Linked DNA regions of Homo sapiens: region 1 is linked to region 2. A link is a contact called in ENCODE Hi-C or POLR2A ChIA-PET data. All regions are on one chromosome and are shown on one strand. The core of a region is the stretch at or near the end of the contact, and the rest is flanking DNA. Distances in the headings are between cores, read along the strand shown. Region 1 has its middle 27 kb from the start of LINC02561. Region 2 overlaps LOC105376380 (a long non-coding RNA gene).

What was found. A loop is a pair of places that touch in the nucleus more often than their neighbours do. ChIA-PET counts read pairs that join two places held with the same protein, here RNA polymerase II (POLR2A). Pooled maps may share reads with other maps.
Region 1: a loop to region 2 is called in a pooled map, with 5 times the contacts of the local background. The contact joins two enhancer-like sites. A Hi-C loop is called at or near these places in 5 of 50 pooled maps. POLR2A ChIA-PET finds 5 or more read pairs at or near these places in 2 of 52 experiments (Panc1 and activated CD4-positive, alpha-beta T cell).

What each region holds. Positions count from the first base shown.
Region 1 is chr10:5,296,089-5,300,983 of GRCh38, reverse strand. No RefSeq gene overlaps it. Among named protein-coding and RNA genes, the nearest start is that of LINC02561, 27 kb to the right of the region's middle. Within about 2 kb of position 3,388, at least 10 of the 41 ENCODE cell types and tissues checked have a DNase peak (open chromatin) inside an H3K27ac peak, as active enhancers do.
Region 2 is chr10:5,545,277-5,550,419 of GRCh38, reverse strand. LOC105376380 (a long non-coding RNA gene) reads left to right here. Exons shown (of 4, transcript XR_930611.3): 4 at 39-802. Among named protein-coding and RNA genes, the nearest start is that of CALML3-AS1, 22 kb to the right of the region's middle. RefSeq lists an enhancer at 3,549-4,048. Within about 2 kb of position 2,344, at least 23 of the 41 ENCODE cell types and tissues checked have a DNase peak (open chromatin) inside an H3K27ac peak, as active enhancers do.

The DNA.
Region 1 (4,895 bases), core at 2,139-4,638, 250 kb after region 2:
CAAAAGTTAATGACTCTGTGAACCCTGAAGAGATACAGCTATTATTCATGGCCAGGCATAGTGGCTCATGCCTCTAATCCCAGCATTTTGGGAGGCTGAGGCAGAAGGATCACTTGAGCTCAGGAGTTTTAGGCCAGCCTGGGCAACATCGTGAGACCTCATCTCTACTAAAAATTAAAAAAAAATCAGCCAGGCATGGTGGTGCGTGACTGTATTCCTAGCTACTCAGGAGGCTGAGGTGGGAGGATTGCTTGAGCCCAGGAGATTGGGGCTGCAGTGAGCTATAATCATGCCACTGTACTCCAGCCTGGGCAACAGATTGAGACCCTGTCTCAAAAAAACTCCAACAGCAACAGGCCGGGTGCAGTGGCTCACGCCTGTAATCCCAGCACTTTGGGAGGCCGAGGCGGGCAGATCACGAGGTCAGGAGATCGAGACCATCCTGGCTAACATGGTGAAACCCCGTCTCTACTAAAAATACAAAAAATTAGCCAGGCGTGGTGGCGGGTGCCTGTAGTTCCAGCTACTCGGGAGGCTGAGGCAGGAGAATGGCGTCAACCCGGGAGGCGGAGCTTGCAGTCAGCCGAGATTGTACCACTGCACTCCAGCCTGGGCAACAGAGTGAGACTCCCTCTCAAAAAAAAACAAAACAAAACAAAACACAAAAACAAAAACATAAAAAACAACCCCAACAGTAACAAGAAAACAACTGTTAGTCAGGTGGAGTGTTACCCCAAACTTAAACACTTTCCAAGCTATTCTTGCCTTGATCACTCATGTTAGCAGAGAAGGGGGACCCTGTTAAAAACATTAAATGGCCAGAACAATAGAGGGAGAGTCTATTTGGACTCCCTGGGGAAATTGTTTTCCAAAAACAGCCCAAGAACAGCCCAAGAGAGCCGGTTTGTTATAGTTCTAACTGAGGAAGAGAGAAATTATCTATCTCGAGAACTTGAGTGAGAGGCTTGCTTTCTTCTCAGGGAGATTCTGGTGAAGATACGAAAGAAAGTTCTGTAAATAAACATGAGATTGTGACACAGATGTTTAAGAATTCTCTAACAATAATCGAAAATCTGGCCTGTCACACAGTGCATGTTCATGGTGAACCTAAATCATTTGTAGACAACCTACTTCTGGGTCAGGGCTTTATACAGGGCAGAGCAGCTCCCTCGCTGTGATCTATTGAAAGTCAGCTCTTGATTTGTAAAAAGTATAAATAAAACAGAAAAAGAAAATTAAAAAAAATTCTGAAGGAAATAACAACAAAAGCTAGTTTCTAAACACTCTTTGGCAAGGAGAGCTGAAATACTTACAGATAAGTAATAAACCCATTGTTTTGCTTTAATCTCTTTGAAGGAACAAACTGTTGGCTTGTCAAGGGTGCAGCGAAGGGACTGATCGCCATCTGATTGATGAGTTTGTGAAGGAGTTCCCATAACTGAGCAGACATGTTTTGTGCCTGGGCAGTGGTGCTGCCTGTGGTCTCTGAGCAGTGGTCTGTGAACGCTGCAGAACTGTAGGGAACAGAAGAGGGTAGGCATTCGCAGGCAGGTGGATGCCACTCTAGGGTGTGTGTTAGTCAGGGTTCTCCAGAGAAACAGAACTAACAGGAGATCTAGCTACAGGTGTAGAAAGAGAGTTATCATGAGAGATTGGCTCACAGGATTAGGGGTGCTGAGAAGTCCCATGAACTGCCATCTGTGAGCAGGAGATGCAGGAAAGCTGGTGGTGCAATGCAGTCCAAACCCAGGCCTGTGGGTCAGGGGAGTGGCCAGTGTAAGTCCCGGTCCATCTGAAGGCCAGAGAACCAGGAGTGTCAGCATCCAAGGGCTGGAGAAGGTGGGCGTCCTGCTCCCAGAGGAGAGCGAGTCAGCCCCTCTGCTGCCTTTTTGTTCTATGTGGGCCCTTGAAGGATTGGATGATGCCCTCCCACATTGGTGAGGGTGATTTTTTTCTACTCAGTCTACAGATTCAAAATTTGATTCAGTCAATTCAACTAAAATACTAATGTCTCTGGAAACACCCTCACAGACATACCCAGAAATAACGTTTTACCAGCTATCTGGGCATCATTTAGCCTGGTCAAGTTGACATTTAAAATTAACCACTGGCCAGGCATGGTGGCTCACGCCTGTAATCCCAGCACTTTGGGAGGCCGAGGCGGGCTGATCACCTGAGGTTGGGAGTTCGAGACCAGCCTGACCAACATGGAGAAACCCTGTCTCTACTAAAAATACAAAATTAGCCGAGCGTGGTGGCACATGCCTGTAATCCCAGCTACTCGGGAGGCTGAGGCAGGAGAATCACTTGACTCTGGGAGGAGGAGGTTGTTATGAGCTGAGATCGTGCCATTGCCCTCCAGCCTGGGCAACAAGAGCAAAACTCCATCTCAAAAAAGAAAAAAAAATTAACCATCACAGTGTGTGTATGTGTACGTGTGTGTATATGCATGCATGTGTATATGTGTATATGTGTCTGCATGTATGTATATGTGTTTGAGTGTATGTGTATATGTGCATATATGTATGTGTATGTGTGTGTATGGGTGTATATGTATGCATGTATGTGCATACATGCATGTGTGTATGTTAAGGAGAGAAATCTATAAACCTCAAGAAAGAAGCTGACAAGTTTCTACAGCAGATTACTAACCCAGCTGGTGGTCACCCCTTCACTGTGCAGCTCCTGGGACCCATGGTCTAAGAATATCTTCTGCCTTTGCATGGCTGGGGTGCCTCCTTCCCCTAACCTCTTTCCTGGTCCTCTTCCTTGTGGTTGCGGGACTGACCTGGCAGAACGATGGCCCGGTATACCTGTCGAGGTTGTGAAAGATGGCTTCATCTACAAATATTAAATCTGCAGACTAAAATGCCTGTGATATTCATGTCTCTTTGTGGTGTGGTCTGTCTCCCACAAATATTGAAAAGAAAGAAAGATAAGCTTGAGTGAAGAGCCCTGGAATCTTTAGCCCCTGTGTCTTCAACTATGCCCCATTGCCCATCATTGGTGACTTTTTCCTGGTCAATTTCCCAACAATGATGAACCTGTTGTCCTGTTAGTATTGCTTTTGGTAGGAACAGTCTTCTGCTTCTTCCCGATTACTTCCCCCTTCCTTTCTTTGTCAGGCTGATGCCTCCCTGTGGCTTGGCTTTGAACCTGGTGGAACATTTGGGTTGCCCTCTGAGGCCTCCCGCCCTCCCAGTGAAAGCAGCTGGGGTCAGGCCTGCTTTGCTATCCCTTGAAAGGCACAGGCTGTCCTCATGATGGAGCCTCTGTCCACACCCATTCCACTCTTGGTTGCCTCATGCCGGCCACCCTAAATTTGTCTCATTGTTTCGAAAACACCAGTTATTTCACATCCTGTTGCTTTGTTCACAGTAATCTCTCTCTGGCATCATCTTTCCTGCCTGCCTCATGCACACTTACATCAGTTTCCTAGAACTGCTATAACACATTGACCAAAACTGGGTGGCTTAAAACTATGGAAACTTATTCTCTCACAGTTCTGAAGTCTGAAATTGAGGTGTTGGCAGGCCCACATTCCCTCTTGGGTATGTGGGTTCTTCAAATATAAGATGCTGACAGTTGTAAGATGCATTATTATTTTATATACTACTTAAGAAAGAAAAAACTCTGCCAACTAACTTATGTCATGCTATCAACTTTAAGTTGCATCCTGATTTCATTTTACGTGAAAAAATGTGCAATTAATGAAATGCAGCATAACTTACAGAAAGCCAAATGAATTCCACTCTCTGGAATCACAAGATTAGGATATATCAAACTGAATAAACAAATAAATGCACATTGGCAAAACTGGCCAAGCACAAAGAGGTTAAGACAATGTGGAAAGACCTTGCAAATACGACTTCTATATGCTCATTGGGTTCTGCCATTTTGAAGCACCCACACAAGTGTTGGAAGGCAGAAAGAAGCAGCAGCCAAATCCTAGGGCATTTGGTGTTTTCTGCTGGCAGTGAAAGTTAGAGGTGGCAGGCACAGCCTCTGGCTTCCAAGGTGACTACAGGCAGATGTGGGGTGGCTACACTCACTGCACCACCCGCTGTGCAGTGGTTCCTGGGCTCCTGTGTCCAGGGCACTGTGTGGCTGTGGCTTCCCGATTCTGGCCATCGTAGCTATGGATGGAGGTATGTTCTTGAGTGCAAGGATTTCCGAGGTAGCTTTCCTGATGGGGCAGGTGCAGACACTCATGTGCGGGGTCAGGTACACACTGTTCTTGGAGCAGTTCTTAGAGGTCATGTTAAGCTTCCATCTCCAGGCCTTACCAGTGTTTTCTAAGCAACCAAAATTATTTATCTCATTTCTGCTTAAAAGGCATAGAACAGTTCTTGGTTCTGGCACTGAGCTCCAGCTAATACAGTGTTTGAAACCAAACATGGTTGCAGGCAACTGACTCAAGATTGGAGTATTTGGATAGATTAAATTACGCTGAAGTAACAACTTCCAAATCTCATCAGCTTAACAAAATGAACTTCTGTCTGTCATTCATAGTGTCCAGGGCTTTGCTCTAGGTGGACATTCCGGGACTCAGGGTGATATGTTATTTTGGTATGCCAACCTGAGGCTCTGCAACAGGAGAAGGAAGCTGGGGAATTAGGTGCTGAATGCCAACTCAACATACAAAACTCAGTTGCATTTCCATACACCAATAACAAATTGGTTGAAAAAGAAGCAATATAATATTCCATGGTGTATATATAACACATTTTCTTTATGCATTCATCTGTTCATCAACACTCAGGTTGGTTCCATATCTTGGCTGCTGTGGAGTGCAGATATCTCTCTGACATACTGATTTCATTTTCTCTGGATACATACCCAGTAGTGGGATTGCTGGATCAAGTGGTAGTTTTATTTTTAGCTTTTTGAGGAAC
Region 2 (5,143 bases), core at 1,095-3,594:
CTCTCCACCTGGGCTCCCACACCCACCCTATTCTGCAGATCTTCAGAGGCCACCTGGGATGTCAGAAGCTTCCAGGAACCAGGAGGTAGCTGCATCTCCTGTCCCTTCCCTGAGTCACCTTGCTGGACTCCACAGTGTGGTGCAGACAAGAAGCTGCAGGGGACAACATGGAAGGAAGCGGGGATGGAGGAGATGGAATGGGATGGGCTCTGGGCCCGGCCAAGCAGAGCAGGATAGGGCTGAGAGTCATCTGAGCACAGGTGGTTCAAATGGCAGAGAAGCTCCACGCTGGAGCGGGGAAGAGCTTGGGCTTTCCGGCCAGAAAGCGCAGGTTTTGGCCACGGCTCTTCTGCCACTCACTAGATGTGGGAGTTTGGAGGCGTTACCCGAGCTCTGAGCCTTACTTTCCTCATCTGAAAAATGGGAATAATGGTAGGGTTAAATTAAACCAAATTTGGTCTGAGGATGCCTCTGCACTTTGAGTCCAACTGCGACCTTAGCAGCAAATGAACTGCAGGCCTAGCTTAGGAGTGTACTTTTGTAAGAAATAGCCGAGTCTTAGCCAATCACAGCAGCTGAGCTTCTATAAATCGCAGGTGGCTGCTGAGTAGTCCATGTTCAAACACGGCAAACCAAGCTGTGACCAATGAGCTGTCTCTGCAGCTCACTTCCATTTTCTGTCTATAAACACTCCCTGCCCACACTGTGGAGTGGAGCTCAGCCCTTGGAACCTCTTCTGGTCTGAGGGCTGCCCACTTCATGAATCCTTTGCTTAATTAAACTCAATTCATTTCAAATGAAACTCAATTGATTGCTAGATTAATTTAAATTTAATTCGTCTAAAGTTTTCTTTTAACAGTTCCTACCTTGTTGAGTTGTCGTGGGAATCAAGTGGAAATTTCTTTTTCACATGGAAAGGGCTTAGCATAGCCTGGCACGTGCTGAGTGTTCAGTGCACACTGGTTATGATGATCACAGTTAGTGTCTCCATCTTTGGTCTGTTCAGCGCTACAGTGTTTGGGGGCCAGCTAGGCAGTGCTGCAGCTGCAGCTCTGTGTGTGTGTGTGTGTGTGTGTGTGTGTGTGTGTGTGTGTGTGTGGAGGGGGCTGTGAGATTGGCGGGCTCAGGAGAAGATGACTACTAGCTGTTGCCAAAGTTTCTTTTCTGCAAGGGAAAGCCACAAGTCACTGGCTCCAATGTGGACTTTTAAAAGGCCTTCCTTCCTTTCTCTCTTACTTCTGGGGAGCCCATGGATAGGAAATGGCACTAAACTGACTTCATCTCTGTACCCTGATGCCTCCATCGCCCTCAGAGTTTACGCCCTCGATGAATCACTTAGAGTGAACTGGGAGCTGTGTATGAGGTGACGTCACCCTGAGATAGAGCTCTGTGGTCACTGGGAGGTGGCTGTGTGCGTTATCTCCCTGTGGCATGCCAGGAGGCGTGTGTGTGTGCACGAGTGTGTGTGTGCATGCATGTGCATGTGTGTCTTTGTGTGTGTGCAAGTGTGTGTATGTGTGTGGATAAGGGAGAGGGAGGGAGGGAGCTGGGCTGTCTCCCCTTCCCCACAAGTGGACCCTGCAGCTCAGAGCCGGAGGTGTGAGCTGAGTTTGGCGTTTGTATGTTGCTTGAGTTGGAATTTGAACTCACAGGGGACAGGAAAGGATGCCTGTCCCCAGGACTGACTAACGACATCAGGCCTGGCTATTGAACTTCCTGCTCTGCAGATCCTGGGTTCTGGGAGGATGAGGAAAGGATGAGCGAAGGCTGGGGGATCTCTGGGGTGGGGGTGGACTCAGTGAGTGGAAAGAGTAAAGGTGTTGGGGGTGGACTCCCTGTCTGTGTGACCGCTGGCAAAGTCCTTGACCTCGGCCAGTCTGCGTTTCCTGATCCAGGCAGTGGGGACATGGTCCTTTCCCTCAGAGGGGTGGTGAGGATTCAATGAACTCCTTTAGGTAGAGCTTGCTCAGGAGCATCAGCTGTAACACCTGTCCTGGAAGGTTGCTAGGTGCCCTCACCCTTTGTTCTGTGCCCACCTCTCTCCACCCCCTCTTCAGCCCGGATCCAGACGAGGCCTGGGGAAAGTCTCCCAGAAAGCGCCCTGACCAGGGCGGTGCCAGCTGGGTTCCTGTTTGCCTAAACCCAAGCAGCAAGCTCTTCAAAGGAACCTAACAAACCGGACAGAGAGCTTTGTTTTTTTCCTCACAGCAAAGGAGACAGAAAAGTTTGCTGAGTAAGTCAGACACCATTAAACTCACAAAAAGGCTCTTTGTTCCGGCCTGAGAGGGGGTGAAAAAAATAAGCGAAGTGGTCGAAGGGCGTGTGTTTGCTTCCGTGTTCTTGGAGTGTTTGGGCAGGGCTCACCCAGCTCACTCTTCCTGCTCTCCCCCATCTCTGAGTCCTCTGCCCCTGGTGATCCCACCTGTTATATCAAAAAATTGCACCACGGCCCAGCCAGAAGGAACGGCTAAGGGCTGTTAGTCCAGCCAGAGTTTCACTTTTAAAATGATGCTACCTAGTACTTAAGTTAGACGCTCCCGCAGGGCTTTCCTGTGCTTTTTCTTGTTGGAAGTGATGTGACCGAGGCTCTTGCCAAAGGTCAGTTAGTTGCTGTCTGAGCTGGGCTTGGGACCAAGCCCCTCGTACCCAGCCTGTTGTCATTTACTGTCATCCCTAGTGCTAGCTGTGGAAAAGTCTGCTTGATTCTAACCCTTTTGTCTCTAGTACAGTGAGATCTATGCTAAGATTTGTTTGTCCTCATTAAATTATAAATTCTTCCAGGCAGGTCACTATGTGGCTGGTGCCCCCCTGCAGTTGTGCAGTGTGCAACCTGTCAGACTGAACATGGCAGCCCTGCTTCTGGGGTTAATACAATATTATTGATTCATTCTTCCAGCAGATGGAACAATGCCTGTGGGGGGCAATTATGCCTTTGCTTCTAAGACTCGTGCTTGTAATGCCCAAAATCCAGTGTCACTGAGCCCAGCTGTGCTGAGAGAAACCAGCAAGTGGGCCAAAAAGAAAAGGTCTCCTCCTCCCAGACACACTGGCTGCTGGAGAAAGCCTGTGTGTTCTTAGGTGGCTGGGCTAGGTGGGGGCAGGCTCATGGGCAGGGGAACCAGTCTCTTAGGTGGGCATTTCTGGGGGGCTCTCATGGGGTGGAACTAACCAGCCAGGCCCAGTTCTCTCCTTTGGCAGCCAGAGAGGGGAGAATGTCAGATGTTTGTGCCTTGACTCAGCAGGTGACGTTGTGAACATTTATGAGCTTTTCTTCCTTTGGGCTCATTTCTTTATCTGTTAAAAGCAGGCAGGGCAGTGCCCAGCCCGCACCTGCCCAGAAGGACAGACAAAACATAAAAGGGCGGGGTGATTGTGAAATATCACTGGGCATTGTTCATGTCAGAGCTCCTGGTGCAGTGCGATGCCCAGGACTTTGTGTGGGCAGGGCTGGTGCTGAAGTGCAGGAGAAGACTCAGCTCTGGCTGAGCAGGCGCTGACCCACACTGCTGCTCTGTAACTCACACCGTTAACAATGGAAAGCGTTGCCTTGTTGTCTGTTTTGTGCATCCATGTTTTCATTCCGATTTTTAGTCCACATCTCTGGAGGGCAGAAAATCTGTCTTATGCTTCTTTTTCCTTCAACTGCATCCTTGGGAGGGTGGTAGATAGAAGACAGACATTCTTTACACAGGTGAGGCCCGCAGGAAGAACCAGGGCCAGTCCTCATGGTCATCACACACCTGGAGAGGGAGGCTTCTGTGACTTTGTGTGTGGTGACAACGCTGTGCTGCTTGGTCTTCCGAATGGTTGGACAGCCTTTGGCATGTGCTCTAGGACGCCCAGAGCTGCAGGTTGGCCTTGACTCCTCTAGCCTTGCCAAGTCCCTCAGGTAGATCAGCCCACTGGTACCTTCAGCCGGCCGGCACCCTCCTGCCCAGGTGGGGCCATGCCTCTGTTGGCTGCACTGTCTTTCAGGAGGGTGTCCTTGGCTCTGGCATTCTGGGCTCCTAGAACAGAACTGCAATGGTTTTCCTCAGCCTGCGTTCCTGACTTCTGTCCAGCTTGTGGTCTGCCTTGTGGCTCCCTTCCCTGGGGACCGTCCCCTCTGTCCCCCACCAGGAGGGTCATGCCTGCCACACACTGCTCCTAACAACCCGCCCTGTGATGGCTCTGGCTGGTGACCCGCAGCTGCTGGCCAGGCTGGGCTGAACCCGGATGGCTGCGGATCAGCAGAGCACGCGCCCCACCGCGTTGGGCCTGCTCTCGGATATGCTGCTGGTGGACTGACTCATAACTAGCGCTTCCTCTCAACAAAAACAAACACCCAGGGAGAGACTCAAGGGCCCTCCTTGGCTAAACAATTCTTGAGATTGAGTTGGAAGGGAAAACCCATTACACAAAGGGCTTTGCAGGGGAAGAGGGGAGAAGGCGAGAAGCCAGAACAAACACAAGAAGGCCCAAGCCACCCAGGGACTGGGAGAGGGACTCCGGCTCAGGTGGGCGCGGCCATATCCACCTTTTTGGGACTGAGACACTGAGCACATTTGCTCACTGCTTTCCCTCCGACAGCTGTTAAAGCTGGTGCTTTGAACCCAGCCCTGGGCAGGGTCCTTGCTGGCTCCGGGAACCTCCATTCTTGCTGGGCTGACCCTTTGCACAGCGGGCTAGGGCAGCCCTGGGTGTGGGGCTCCAGCTCACAGACAGTGTGATCATGAAATGAGGAAAGTGTGGGCTTTGGAGTCTGTGAGACCTGGCTGCAAAGGCTGCTCTGCTGGCCCTAGCTTTATGGGCTCAGGCAAGTGACTTAACCTCGCAGAGTCTCAGTTTCTTTATCTGAGAAATGGGTGGTGATGCCTACTTGGGAGATTGCTGTGAGGATTAAAGATGACCTATGTACAGTGCTGGAACATAGGAGGCAGTTACTACCTAGCAGCTAATCTTACTTAATTAAATATCTTCCCCTCTCAAATAAACCTTCTGGGTCTAGCAAAGAAAGTTGAGTAAGATACAGGCCTTCTCCACTGGACACACACAGCTCCTTGGGGACCATCTGGTGGGATCTCATTCCCAGGCCCCAGGCCAGATGCTCATCAGCACCCAGTGAGGCCACAGCCAGCCCTGATTCCAGGTCACTGGCCCACCT